Regions from separate parts of the Homo sapiens genome. Here region 1 is linked to region 2. A link is a loop called in an ENCODE intact Hi-C map of the cell type or tissue named here. Cell type or tissue: MCF 10A. All regions are shown on one strand.

Region 1 (8,000 bases), 230 kb after region 2:
TCATCAAAAAAATTAAAAAACAATAACTGGCCAGGCGCAGTGGCTCACGCCTGTAATCCCAGCACTTTGGGAGGCCGAGGTGGGCAGATCACGAGGTCAGGAGATCGAGACCATCCTGGCTAACACGGTGAAACCCCGTCTCCACTAAAAAATACAAAAAATTAGCCGGGCGTGGTGGCGGGCGCCTGTAGTCCCAGCTACTTGGGAAGCTGAGGCAGGAGAATGGCGTGAATCTGGGAGGTGGAGCTTGCAGTGAGCCGAGAACGCACCACTGCACTCCAGCCTGGGCGACAGAGCAAGACTCCGACTCAAAAAAAAAAAAAAAGAATAACCACATGATCTAACAATTCTACTTCTGGGTATATACGCCAAAGAATTAAAAGCACGGTCTTGAAGAGATCCTTGCACACCCATGTACATAGCAGCATTATCCACAAGAGCCAAAAGGTGGAAACAACCCAAGTGTCACTGATGGATGGAGGAATGGATAAACAAAATGTGGTGTATGCATACAACAGAATGTTATTCAGCCTTAAAAAAGGAAGAAAATCTGACACTTACTAAAATGTGGATGAACCTTGAGGACATTCTGCTAGGTGAAATAAGCCAGTCAGAAAGAGACAAATACTATATAATTTCACTTACATGAAGAATGTAGAGTAGTCATATTGATAAAGACAGACAGTGGAATGATGGCTGCTAGGGGCTGGTGGGATGGGGGGAAAGGAGAGTTATTGAATGGGTACGAGTTTCAGTTTTGCAAGGTAAAGGGAGTTCTGGAGACATGGTGGTGATGGTTGCACAACAATGTGAATGTACATAATGCCACTGAAGTGTACACTTAAAAATGGTTAAGAAAATAAATTTTGTTAGATATACTTTATCACAATTAAATGAAAAAATAAACACATGCTTTCATACAAAAATACATGCAGATATATTAGATAGATATTTAAGGAAATAAAAACTAGAGATTTTTAATTCTCTTATGCTTTTCAATTTTCAGATAATAATTATAATCTAATTTCCCTAGTACTCCCTTGACTTCCCTTTAGGATACCAGCCAATGTTTTGAATTTTCCTACTGTCAGAAGTCTTGGCCCAAGATAAACTTTTCACTCCCTCCTTGTTTTCTAAAGGGTTCAGGCATTCAGACAAACTCCTAAAGTAGACACTGTCCTTCGCCTCAGATGGCTTAAATTCTGTAGGGGTATATTAACAAGAGAGGAGGCAATCACAGTACAATGTGGTGGTCTCATCTTCTAAAAGTTCACCTGATGTCCTGAGGGTGCTGAAATCATGAATGCGTTAGCACAAGTAGGTGACCAAGCAAAGTGACTCTGATAAATTGCATAAAGCCTTTCAATTAGAATTTGTCCAGACACACATTAAAATATAAAGCACAATAGCGCATCAATACTAGAGGCTATTTTTGTTCTAAATAATTATATAGGTATGAGGGCAGGGTGGAGAGAACAGGATTAATATGTAGAGGACTCCTCTGTCGTTTACACAGAAAAAAAATTCAAGCTATAGGGTCTATAACTGTGGACAAGAGATATCTGTTTAGTAGGTGTTTCAGGGGCCAAGAAAGATATGATTATAAAACTCATGTGGCAAAAATATGCTACTAGATTTTGTTTTTTGGTGACCAAGAAATAAGTCTATGCTACTTATAATGTCATATACTTAATTTGAGTAGACAAATTAACAGATGAACTCAAGACAACTCCAAAACTTTCTATACAATTGATTGAAAAAATTGCCACAAAAGCAGATGCTTCAGCTTGGAAAAGTTTCTTTGACAGATTGGTCTCTGGGTTTTGTAATTGTTAACCAAGTTAGGGAAAAATATTACAATATATTTGAGCCTAACGGGGCTCCATCACAGCCATTTTCAGTTAGTACATAAAAGATGTTTTTATCAGGGAGTTACATTTTATTCTTTCTTTCTTCAATAGGATTATTACTGATTCCTTCAAATGTTCTTTTTTTATTAGAAAGAAAAACATATAGAACATGATTACATAAGAGAAAGGTTGCAATTGTCTCTGTGTTAAGCAGAAACTTTCCATTTGCTAAAATTAGGGTACATTTACATTTTTAATAACAGCTAAGTTTAACAAGCCTTATTTTCCTCAGTGGTGGGAGGACACCTTGCAGCTCCTCCCATTTATTGTGACAATGTAATTCAACTCTGTTAAGCTTAAGTGAACAATATAGCCCTCTGATTTTCACTTTTAACAATTGCAAAACATTTTAGTAAACAAAATGTTGCTTCTGTAGACTTTTGAAGGTATCAAGAATAATGAGCCCTCCAAATACATCTGAATTAATTTATAAAAGATGAAAAGATAAGAAACTATTTAGCTTCATAAAGATTTTGACTAGGATTTTTTTATTTAAGATTTTTGGTAAACACACCAATTTCTTTCCCAAATCTCCTTCGCCTGGGTCCTGTATTTCAATGAATGAAGTCATCGTCCTCCTACATCAGCTCAAAACCTCAGACTATGTTTTGACTTCTTTCTCTCTTTACCCCACCCACATCTACTTAGTTTTTACTCATACCAATTCTACTTTTACAGAATCCCTTGCTTGCCTTCTTTATTCAATCTCAAAGCCTACAGGATTAATGAGATACCTTTTTAACAGATCTCCCTACCTTTGGGAGCTTATTTATCAGTCCATCCCACAAAAAAACTGCTATATCAATTTTTTTAGTACAAAATGCTGAAGCTGATCTTTTACTCCTATAACAACTTCCTGTTGTCAGTTCAGTTTTTGGAGTATGGCTGGTATTCAGTACACTCAAAGACATATTCACTCTATGACTCTTTAGCATTATTTCCCACTACTACCTTTCATATACCCTAACCGTCTAGGTCCTTTAATTTTGTGCATCCATGATGTTTTCTTTATTTGGCATGTGCTTTCATTACTCTCAATATGTCCAAATGCTTTCTGCCTCACCTGTGAGACTCAGCTCAAATTTTGAACCCTTTCCAAATGCCTTTATCTTTTCCTTCACTGAATTCTCTTAGTATTTTATATGTAACTCCCACTTTATGTAATTTTGATAGTGTATTAATTTTCATTTACACTTTAATCCCTTGATAGATTTCAAGTTTCTTGTAAGCAGGATTTATAGGTACTTTATCTTGTTATATCCCACATTCTAATTGTTCGATTAATATTCACTGAATAAATCTGTATGCAATACTGGAAACTCTTGAGAATTCAGGTGTGAGATATGTGAAGCAAGGCAATTTATCGACCAGTGGATATTATACATTTTTAAGTCTAAAAGAGACACTTGACCTCAGCAATGCCAAAATCATTGTCATAAAATTGAAACTATTATACAGAATTCACTAAAACCTTATTACATGATCTCTCATGCGGTAATTGGTTAATTTTTCAATGTTAAGAATTCCATGTACAGGGCACAGTACAACAAATCTAATAAACAACTTTCATAACCTATTGTCTTGCCTGTTGTCTGGTTCTGATTATTTGACATTGGTTTTTCCATAGGAGACATCCAATGCAGGAAGCAAAAGAGTTGATTACTGCACACTGCCCTCTGGTGAGCCACATGGGTAATCTAGAGGGGGAAATTCAGAGTTGAGAATGTAATTCACTCTCCATGCCTAGGATGCCAGTTAGTGCCAAAGAATTATGTCACATTTTGTGATGTGATCACTTCTCTCAACTGTATACTCTCCTGAGCCTACTAATTCTTTCCATGCAGGTCATCAAATGGCCATCAGTTGGTAAAATTTTCCTCTTCATTTAGCCAAAAATGGATCCAGAATATTTGTAATGAGTCTTACTAACCCAAGCTTTTCAAAAAATTGTGCTATTACTTCTACCATGACATTTCCCTGCATCTTCATATATCCCCAAAGCATTGTATGAAAACAATGGTAAAACATGTTGTATTAGTCCGTTCTAGCATTGCTATAAGGAACTACATGCAACTCGGTAATTTATGAAGAAAAGAGGTTTAGTTGACTCATGGTTCCACAGGCTATACAGGAAGCATGGCTAGGGAGGCCTCAGGAAACTTACAATCATGGTGGAAGGTGAAGGGGAAGCAGGCACATCTTCACATGGTGCAGCAGGAGAGAGAGAGCAAAGAGGGAAGTGCTACACACTTTTAAACAACCAGATCTCATGAGAACTCACTATCACGAGAACAGCAAGGGGGAATCTGCCCCCAAGATCCAATCACATCCCACCAGGCCCCTCCTCCAACACTGAGTATTACAATTTGACATGAGATTTGGGTGGGGACACAGAGCCAAACCATATCACATATTGTTCTCAGCTTGCAGAGAAGTCAGATTCTTTGTAATTGACATGCTAAATTCTCTACATTCACATAAACGAGTCTTATTTCATATATAAAAACATGGAGCTTTCTCATTCTTGAGGAGAAGTCCAAAAATCAAATAATCAATCTTATAACATTAGAAGTACTCTTTGATTTGGAAGGACCACAGGTATGTCTAGCTTTTGACCATATCAAAACTGCCATATTGCTGGGTGATATTACTCATTTATTACCAGCTGACTGAATACCATTCACAGCTAAATCAATAATGAAAGCTTCAGAACAGGTATGAAACCACTCAAACCTCACATTCTAGGAGGTACACAAATAACCCAGTGTCTAACGTTCATTAGCTTCTGAAATCAACTCTATTTGCTGTTTGTACACAAGTATATTTGTCCATTTTTAATTCTATTCCTAACTTCAGGAATCTGCATTTTGTAAAAGTTATACAAATAATGGATGATCTTCAAATAAGTGTAAATATCCTTACTGAAAAAAAAAACACTTGTAAAAACATAGAATAAATGCTTTCTTGTTTAACGGAGTGCTAAACTTGATAAAAATATGTCCCCATTTATCAAAATTTTGACTCTTCAAAATCCAAGCAACTGATTGATCATCTAGAACCTACTAAAATAGAAATGTAATTTTTCCTTACGTTCTTTATCATGCAGTTGAAAGTTTAAATTATATAAGAACAAAAAAGGGGGTAAGGAGGAAGCTGGAGGGCCAAAGTGAGGGTGGAATTTTTCAAAAAAAGAAAAAAAAAATATAAGAACCACATCCTTTCTTGAATCTCAATCTTTTAATTGTCTGAGGCCATTTATGCGCAAACTCAGTAAACTGGTTTTTACTTATTGTTAATTTATTTTGCTTTCAAATAAGAAAGCCTTCTGTGAGACACTTTCCTGCTGGTTTCTGCTGATTTGTTGCTTAACTGTGGGTACTAGTTTCCTGAATTCAGAGAGGAGTTCAAATAAAATTGCATCTAAGTTCATTTAACTGTAAAACTCTGTTTCTAATGATATCAGACATTAATGAATAATGATTTTAAACCAACAGATATTAACTGTATGTGTACTATATATTTAAACTCAATTTTTGTATTGTATATTATGTAGCTTAAAAGGTACCATAAGGATAAATGGTATATATCAAATTGCAATTTCCCATAGAAATAATTCACTCAGTTTTGTTTTCATTTTGTTTGTTTTTAATCTTCTCTTTTGACTACATTTGAGAGGGAATTTCTGGCTAGCACAGAATCCTTTTTAATTTGTTTCTGTATAATGTGCAGCAGATATACTTAATTAATGAACTGATTAGCAACTTCCTTAATTACTTTCCAGTAGTTTTTTTCATTATTAAATGTTCAGCCTTTGAATGAATATCTACCAATATATGCCATCACAATTTAATCAAATAGAATATATCTGTATTTTGTATTGTACTGAAACCGTCTAAAATAAAGCAAATATTTATATATCAAATAGGGAAATTGACAGCATTGTATGTGATACAACACAATATTATAATGCATTATATGAAGTCCTTAGTTTGCTTTTTCTTATATCTAATTTGTTTTGGTTGGTACCATGCAAAAAATAAAAGGCAACCACTAAGTCATAGAATTTAAATGGCATATTTTAAATGACTTTGACAATTTGTATATAATGTTGACTGACATCTTATCTTCATATAAGGCTTTACAGTTTTTTAATTAATAAACTTTATTTCTTAGAGCAGTTTTAGTTTCACAAACAGCAGAAAGTACAGAGTTCCCATATATTCCCTGTCCCCACACATGCCTTACACCCCTACTACCAGAGTACACGTGTTACAGTTGATAAACCTACATTGACACATCATTACACACAAAGCTCATGGTTTACATGAGGGTTCACTCTTGATGTTGTATATTCAATAGGTTTTGACAAATGTATAATGACATATCCATCACTGTAGTACCTACAGAATAGTTTTACTGTCTGAGAAATTCTCTGTGCTCTGCCTATTCACCCTTTTCTCCTGCCAATCCCTGTCAACCACTGATCTTTTAACTGTCTTTATGGTCTTACCTTTCCCAGAATGTCATATAGTTAGAAGCACAGTATGTAGCTTTTCACAGATTGGCTCCTTTCACTTAGTAATATGCATTTAAGTTTCTTCCTTGTCTTTTCAAGGCTTGATAGCTCATTATCTTTTCATGTTGAATAATATTCCATTGTCTGATATACCATAGTTCATTTATCCACTCACCTTCTGAGGATCTCTTGGTTCTTTTCAAGTGTTGGCAATTATGAGTAAAGCTGCTGCAAATATCCATGTGCAGATTTTTGTGTGGACCTAAGTTTTCAATTCATTGGTTAATTACCAAGGAGCATGATTGCTGGATCATATGGTAAGAGTTTATTTAGCTTTTGTTTATTAAACTTGCATCCTGAAACTTTGTTATAATTGCTTATTAGTTCCAGGAGGGGTTTTTTTGGTTAATTGTTTCAGATTTTCTACATAGTGTTTCTTATGTGAAAGACATTATTTTAGATGTTGTGGATACAAAAATAAACACATAATCCATGTCTTCAAGGATTTCATAATATATAGGGCAAAAGGTGTAAGCAAATTATTACAATGTGGCTTGTGAATGGCTATAATATTAGTATAAATGAAGTGTGATGAGGCCTCAGAGAATAGGCAGCTAATATAATCTGGAAATTTCAGAGAAGACTTTCCAGAGGAGGTTGAGTCTGAGTTGAATCTCCAGGGATGGACAGATGCTATCCAGGAGACCGACAGAAGGAAGATTATGCCTGGAAGAGGAAACAGCATGTTCAAAAACAAAGATGAGAATGCTTCATCCACAGAGAAACTTCCTAGTGGTTTAATGTGATAGACACCGAGATGCACCCCCAGATTCCTCTTCAAAGAGGATTTCCTATGCAGCTGCAGGAAATATGGCCAGTAATTTATAGCTGTCTGTTCAGGTTCAGAGAGCAGTCTTTTCCAAGGTCCTACCCTTAACCAGGGCAATCTGCATCTGGTAGAGGAGAGAAGTCTGAATACAAATGCAGGACAACTCTGATAGACATATTTGTTCCAGAGCTTTCTGCTGAGTTGGCTGAAGTTCTGTTGCGTCTGTATCGCAGTTCAACTTCTCTCTCTGACCAATGCTGTTTCACTTCACTTCCTATCAAAGGTTTGATCCCTAATAAGCACCCTGCATGCTGGCATGCTGAAATTCTTGTTTTGGCGTCTGCTTCCTGAGAATGCAATCCATGAATTTGGTACCAGGACTGGTCCAAGAGAGTAGGTGATGGGCTTTTTGCCTGAGTCATTCATTGCCTCCTGGCATTACTTGTGGTAAATGGAGCACAAACAGCTATTATCACAAGGTAGTAATCAAATTATTAACATTTTCACTGTTTGTGAACTGGCCAGATGAATCAGATATATTTGAGATGTATGGGGAATAAAGTAGCGATAAAGATAAAGGAATTGGATGGCTATTGCTAAGCGGTATTGATGCTCTACACAAAGATAATGAAAAAATCAGAGCGAATAACAAGCAATTAAAAACCAAGTGAGATTGTCAGAGGGCCTCTTTGGCTGCATAAAAAAGAAGCTCTCATTTCCTGCAGGAGGAGGCTGGAGAAAGGTG
Region 2 (8,000 bases):
TGGTATATCTATACATTGGAACATTATTTGGCCATAAAATGCAATGAAGTATTAATATGTGCTGCAACATGAATGAACCTGAAGGGAAAGAAAGAAAATAAGTGAAAAAAAAAAAAAAAGAAACAGTCTTAAGGGGCCACACATTGGATGATTCCATTTGTATGAAATGTCCAGAATAGGCAAATTTATAAAGACAGAAAGTAGATTAGTGGTTGCCAGAGGCTGGGAGAAGGGGATAATGGGGAGTGACTGCTAAGAGATGTGTGGTTTCTTTTTGGGGTAATGAAAATATTCTGGAAGTAGGTTGTGGTGACAGTTGCATAACTCTGTGACTATACTAAAGCCATTGAATTGTACACTTTAATTCTAATTATATCACAAAGTTATCTTAAAAATTAATTAGTTCATGTAAATGACTTTAATATATAATTAAGGCATTACAGAATAGTGAGGAAAGGGAAGATTATTAATGGTATTGGGGCTATCTGCTTTACAATTTTGAAAAAGTGATACCTTTACATTTATATTATGATTCAAAATAAATTTTAGAGGGATTAAATATTTAAATAGTAGAATTGGTTTGAAACAGAAAAACTAACAAGAAAGTAGAAATATTAATCAGACATCTATTAGTGGAGCTAGAATAAACTTCTATGCAAAGCAGCAATAGAAGAAACCACCAAGTAAATGATCAACATCAAACTAGATGTGTAAAAATTAAGAACTATTTGATGTAAATAGGAAAACAATAATAAAAAGGAAAATAACAAATTGGCAAAGAACATACTGCAACAAATATGTTGGATAAAAGGTGAATATCTTCACTCTAGAAAAAGTTAAATTATTTGATAAGATATGAAAATAAAGCAGAAGATACAAAAAAAATAAGAGAAAGTTGCACAATTCAAGGCAGGATAAAAGTTGTGTAATAACCCTTACTGTGAAAAGGCTATGTGCTATACTGTTGTGCAGAGACAGGAAACATCCATTTGGTGTTGGGGAGGGAGACAATAAGGAGTAGAGTAAACAAAATGTGGAAAAATATTCGTCTGTGCATGTAATCAAAGGCATGTATTTTAAAATAGCAATTATCTATTTTTCTTCGATTGAATTAGCAAACACTACAATTCTCAAAACTGGAGTGAAGAAAAGGTAAAAGTGGTATATTCTCAAACACAGACAAGCAATGTAGTATCATGAAAAGATTCATACGGTGTTTGGAATTAGGCAGAATTAAAATCAAATGATAATTCTGCCACTTATAAGCTGTGTGATCTTGGTAACTAATACAAGGGTAAATCTATATTATTAACCATAATATGGTGATGTTTCCTACTTTGCAGCATTGATGTGAGAACAAGTGATACTATGTGCAAAGAATGTAGCTGAGTCCTTGATACATTCTAAGCACTCAGTTTATTCTAAGAGTTCAATAAACAGTGACTGTTTGAATATTATAGTTGGTCATGGAAATTAATAAGAAAAATTTAGCAAGTATCAAAAACTATAAAATGTTCATATTATTTGATCCAGTAATTTTACTTCTGGAAATATATTCTAAGAAAATAACCATTAAGACAAGGAAAAAAATTATACTCACAAAACTATTTTAGTGGAATTATCCAGAATAGGAAATGTTTTATAACAGAGGAATGGTTAACTCAATTTAGATGTAACTATTTGCTGAGTGGAAGTATGATGTGGCTGCCGCAAAGAATGGTAATTGTGAACGCCAAGTCATTTCTTTAAAAAAAATTGGTACTTCTGTGTATCAAAGGGCACAATCAACAGAGTGAAAAGGTAACTTACAGAATGGGAGAAAATATTTGCAAATCATATATCTGATAAGGTGTTAATATCTAGAAAATATAAAGAACTTGTACAACTTAACAACAAAAAGACAAGCTGATTTTAAAAAGGATGAAGGACTTGAATAGACATTTCTCTAAAGAAGACATACAAACATATGAAAAAATGCTTAATATTACTAATCAGAGAAATGCAAATCAAAAACACAATGAGATATTACCTCATACTTGTTAGGATGGCTATTATGAAAACAAACAAACAAACAAACAAACAAACAAAAGTAGGCCGGGTGTGGTGACTTATGCCTGTAATCCCAGCTCTTTGGGACTCAAAGGTAGGAGGAAGATAGCTTGAGGCTAGGAGTTTGAGACCAGCCTGGGCAATGTAGTGGGATCCTGTTTCAACAAACAAACAAACAAAACCCCAAAAGTAACAAGATTGGTAAGGACGAAGAGAAATTGGAACCCTTGGGCACTGTTGGTGGGAAACTAAAATGATGTAGCTCTATGGAAAATAGTATGGAGCTTCCTAAAAAAATTAAAAATAGAAGTACCATATGGTCCAGCAATCCCACTTCTGAGTATACATCCAAAAAAGCTAAATGAGGGATCTCAAAGAGATATTTGCCCATCCATGTTTATAGCAGCATTATTCGTAGTAGCCAAGAGATAGAAGCAATCCAAATGTCCATGAATGGATGGAGGATAAGCAAAACACAGTAAATCCATACAATGGAATATTACTCAGCCTCAAAAAGGAATAAAACAGCCGGGCATGGTGGCTCACGCCCGTAATCCCAGCACTTTGGGAGGCCGAGGCTGGCGGATCGCAAGGTCAGGAGATCGAGACCATCCTGGCTAACACGGTGAAACCCCGTCTCTACTAAAAATACAAAAAGTTAGTCGGGCGTGGTGGCGGGCGCCTGTAGTCCCAGCTACTTGGGAGGCTGAGGCAGGAGAATGGCGTGAACCCGGGAGGAGGAGCTTGCAGTGAGCCGAGATCACGCCACTGCACTCCAGCCTGGGCGACAGAGCGAGACTCCGTCTCAAAAAAAAAAAAAGAAAAAAAAAAAGAATAAAACTCTGTCACATACTACAACATAGATAAACCCCGATAATATTATGTGAAAAAAGCCAGTAACAAAAAGACAAGTATCATATCATTCCACTTATGTGAGGTATTTGAAGTAGTCAAAATCACAGAAACAAAGTAGAATCGTGGTTACCAGGGACTGGTGGGTGTAGTGGAGGAAAAGGGGAATTGTTTAATGGGCATAGACTTTCAGATTTGCATGGCGAAAGAGTCTTGGAGATCTGTTGTAGAACAATGTGAATATACTTAACACTACTAAACTGCACTCTTAAAATGGCTAAGATAGAAAACCTTATTTTTTTGCCACAATAATTTTTAAAAAATGAAAACTTCAATAAATATGAATTGAGTGTGTTTCACTGTGCCATGTCCTGTGGTCTGCAGGGAGATCACTTTGGAAAAGAAAAGGCTGGAGGGACCATCAAGGGCCATTTGAGAAGAGCAGGGAGAAGCCATTGACATTTTTTGAAAAAGTTTCTTTAAGACAGGATCTTGCTCCATTGCCCAGGCTGGAGTGCAGTGGCGCAATCATAGCTCTCTGCGTCCTGGGACTCCTGGTCTCAAGTGATTCTCCTGCCTCCATCTGCTGAGTAGCTAGGACTACAGGCACATGCCACTGCCCCTGGCTAATTTTTAAAATTTTTGTAGAGATGAGGTCTTGCTATGTTGCCCAGGCCAGTCTTGAACTCCTGGCCTCAAGAGATCTTCTGCCGTGGCTTCCCAAAGTGTTGCGATTACAGGCCTGAAACACTGCCCAGCCATCCATTGAAATTTTAAAGCAGGAAAACAGAAACAGTGTAAAATAGATTAGAAGACCAGAAAATTATATGTACAACAACTACGCAAAAACATGCCTATGAAGGAAAACGTGAAAAGGAATGAGCTTATAGGTGATATTTTCCTCCATTAAAAAAGTAATTCTTGTTTTTGGCTCCTCTAACCCATAAATGGAATGGCCAGCAAAGCCACACAATCTGAAAGTTCTAAGAGAAAGGAGAGTGTTGCGTCTTCTTCTATACCTACCTTTCTCTGGCTTACTCCTCCAGTCAGGGGAGTACAAGTTGAATTCAAGGCTGAGTGTCTCCTGTGCTGCCACCTCGTGGTCACTCCCAGGCTGTCAGCTGAATTTAAGAGTATGCCAGTAACATGTTTCATGTTAAATAATCAGAGCACAATTTATGAATATGATTGAAATTATTCTAGTAAACAATCTTAAAATGTGTCTCTTAGATACTAGTCTTGATTGCAAGTGGTTGAGGATGAACCTTGTGACCTTTTAAAATATCTTCCAGCTCTGTTTTATGTGGTTTAAAAAAAAAAACTTTTGAAGCTCTGGAAATTTTATATTAATGTGGCATAATTCATACCAAAATTTTTGTTGGTTTGTGTTTTTAGAAAACTTCAATATTTAATAATAATGAAAAGACACTAGAGGTTTTACAAAACGAATGATGAACTTTAGACATAAATATCATGACTAACATTTTTAAGTTGGCAAATTCAGTATTTTCTTTGCCAACCTGTTATTTTGCAACAAGAAACTTCTCAAAGTGATGATCAAATAGTCCTTAGGCTTAAAAGTGGTATATGTTGACATTGAGAAAAAATAATATTTGAATATAAGAAAATCTGTGGTGCTTGCTAATGAATAAGTTTTAAATCATATGGCATGAAGCAAGTATTTTATTCCATAATTTAGAACTATTTTATAATTAATGGGAAATGCTATTTTTTCCAGAAGACAAATAGACCATACATATTAAATTAATGTAAGAAATTTCAACATCTTACCTTATGCATCGGTTTTTTTTCTTCTTTCTTTTTCCTATTTGTCAATTGTAAAGACTATGTAGCAAAATTTTTGACTTTTTAAATTCCCTAATGATATCTGAATTTATGAATTAATCTATATTTTAGGAAAGGCAGAGGCTCTGGACTCAGATTGTCTGCTTCCAATTCTGACATGACCTTTCTGGGCACATGTTCTTTGAATCAATGAGTTTAATGGTTTTCATCTGCAAAATGAGACAATCACCTTACCTACTTCAGAGGGGTTTTGAAGAATTCAATGAAATAATGCATACAATGCCCTTGACAGTGCTCAGTACATAAGAAATGCTCACTCTTAGGCAATATTACAAATGAAGAGAAGCTATGCTAGTGAAAAAGGTCTGTAATTATCACAACATCATAGTACTCTAATATCTTAATAACTTTCACCAGATCAGTGGTGTGATTTCTTTCTTTTTTTTTGAGATGGAGTCTTGCTCTGTCACCCAGGCTGGAGTGCAGTGGCACGATCTTGGCTCACTGCAACCTCCGCCTCCTGGATTCAAGCGATTCTTTTGCCTCAGCCTCCTGAGTAGCTGGGACTACAGGCGTGTGCCACCATGCCCAGTTAATTTTTGTATTTTTAGTAGAGATGGGGTTTCACCATGTTGGCCAGGCTGGTCATGAACTCCTGACCTTGTGATCTGCCTGTCTCGGCCTCCCAAAGTGCTGGGATTACAGATGTGAGCCACTGCACCAAGCTTGGTGTGATTTCTTTAAAACGTGTGATGTGTGTGTGTGTAATGATCTATTTCTAGAAATGTTTACTTAGGAGTTATTTTGTTATTTAGTTGTTATTTTGAAGAAATTACTATCACATATGCATCTCACAGCCTGTTCTTCCTTAGATATGGATTCTACAGTGTTCAGAATAGAAACAAAATGAGTTTGATCCAGAGCATGACCTGTTACACTGTAAAGTTTTAATTAAAAAGACGTAAGCAAAAATTCAAATCCAAATATTACATATCTCAAAAACTGTTCATACTCTATAATATTTAAAACCACTTCCCATACATGAGTGCTAGGTAAAGCTTTAATAACTCTTGAATTAGCATTTTTTTTCTTTTTTTTTTATTATACTTTAAGTTTTAGGGTACATGTGCACATTGTGCAGGTTAGTTACATATGTATACATGTGCCATGCTGCTGCGCTGCACCCACTAACTCGTCATCTAGCATTAGGTATATCTCCCAGTGCTATCCCTCCCCCCTCCCCCGACCCCACAACAGTCCCCAGAGTGTGATATTCCCCTTCCTGTGTCCATGTGATCTCATTGTTCAATTCCCACCTATGAGTGAGAATATGCGGTGTTTGGTTTTTTCTTCTTGCGATAGTTTACTGAGAATCATTTCTATAAACAAGCCTTTTAAATATCATTTAAGTTCTTTAAAGAATTGATTATTGTCCACCATGTTGTTGTATGATTGGAGAAATAGAACAACTGAGGAATCTTTTATGATGTTATGTAGTCATAATAAGTTTAAAATATATGGTACAAATCAGATCCAAACAATATATGGTATGTTATTTGGATACCAAACAATATATGGTACAAAAATCAGAGAGATGCAGGGAACAGCTCAGAGTCAGGAGTAGAGAATAAGGAATTGTCTATGGAGTGTTCTTGAAGGCGATATGTTGGCAAAGTTCTGGATTTTTGGAGAGACTGTCCCGGACAATCAATATATCTCTGAGTCAGTATATTAGTCTCTTTTTTTTTTTTTTTTTTTTTTTTTTTGAGATAGGTTTCTCACTTTGTCACCCAAGCTGGAGTGCAGTGGCACAATCTCAGCTCACTGCAGTCTTGACCTTCCAGGCTCAAGTGATCCTTGCACCTCAGCCTCCTGAGTAGCTAGGACCCACAGGTGTGCACCATTATACCTGGCTAATTTTTGTATTTTTTGTAGAGATGAAGTCTCACTATTTTGCCCAGGCTGGTCTCGAACTCCTGAACTCAAGTGATTCATCTGCCTTAATATCCTAAAGAGATGGGATTACAGGTGTGGACCACTGCATCTGGCTAGTATATGAGGCTCTTATCAAAGATTGAGGCTGGTCAGGAGAAGCTTGATGGATAGAGAATATGGAGTGAGCAGAAATGCAGAATCTGAAATACGTGGTGTGGTCTGGCTGAAGAAAGAGGGTGTGAATGGTGCAGGCACAGTTGCTAAACATCAGAATTAAGCCTCAGATCCAAGTGTTCTCACCCAGATTTGGTGATGCTGAGAACAGGGATGCTCCGCTCATGCAAAGAGCTGCTATGTTCCTTTCATTGATTCAGCACATGTTTATTCAACTTATGTGGCAGAAACCATTCCAGACACTAGGGAACATGACACAGTCCTTGCTTTAAGGAGCTTAGTGGGTGACAGCTATGTGAACATACAATCACAGAACAGTGTGATAAGTGCTGGACAGAATGCTTAGAACAGGGATTTTGGCATTATCTAGACTCAGGCTCTTGCTTTGTAACCTTGGTGAGTTGCTTGACCTTCAAGCCGCAGATTTCTTATCCAGAAAATGGAGGCACTAACAAAACCTATTATATTTGGGTTCTTATGGGATTGACATGCTATGATGCCAGCCAAGTTCTTAACATAATCCTGTCTCATGGTGGTGGGGGCCGGAGGGGGAACCTAATAAATGTTAGCTATCGGGAGGAAAAGCACAGAGCTATGGGGCTCACTACTTGAGAAACAGCGAGTTCAAAGAAGACATAATGGAAGATGTGAGTAAGATGAGGCCCAGAGAAGTTAGCCTGACAAAGGAAAGCACATGGAAGGCTGGGGAGGAGTGTTCAGGGAGGAAGAGTTCTAGAGGTGGGAGAATGAAAGGCGTGTTGAGGGAACTAAAAATAGCAGATAAATGAACATAAAATGGATTCTGGAGAGAGAGGAAGGGCTTTCATTCTGCAGGGTTGCATATGTCAGAGAGTTCTCGAGACTCACCAAGCACACACCTACCTCACTGACATCAGCTTGACCTTCCTTCTGCCTGGAATGCTATTCCCTACATGCCTCTTTCCCTTGCTTCCTTCAGGCCTTTGCTCAGATGTTTCCATATCAGGGAAGTCTTCCTTGACCACCCTACATAAAATAGGATTTAAACAGTATAGGGCAGTAGTGAAATAGGCAGATTCAGGATCCCGACTGCTGGGACTCACATCCCAACGCTGCCATTTCCTGCAGCAAATTACTACACCTTGTTATGCTTCACCTTCCTCATGTGTAAAATGAGCATAATGCTAGTGCTGATGCAGAGAGGT

What was found. Hi-C counts contacts between places; a loop is a spot of excess contacts. Peaks named below come from ENCODE experiments on the same cell type or tissue, not always from the same donor. Only the 100,000 strongest peaks of a DNase experiment are listed, where the experiment ranks them.
Region 1: it touches region 2 in a loop (11-fold over the local background); 3 of 110 quality-filtered maps call a loop at or near these places.

The regions. Positions count from the first base shown.
Region 1 is chr12:28,169,043-28,177,042 of GRCh38, forward strand. No RefSeq gene overlaps it. Among named protein-coding and RNA genes, the nearest start is that of CCDC91, 17 kb to the right of the region's middle. In MCF 10A, a CTCF peak has its summit at 3,573 (motif pointing left); a DNase peak (open chromatin) is centred at 3,589.
Region 2 is chr12:27,936,989-27,944,988 of GRCh38, forward strand. No RefSeq gene overlaps it. Among named protein-coding and RNA genes, the nearest start is that of PTHLH, 32 kb to the right of the region's middle. In MCF 10A, a CTCF peak has its summit at 3,999 (motif pointing left); a DNase peak (open chromatin) is centred at 3,973.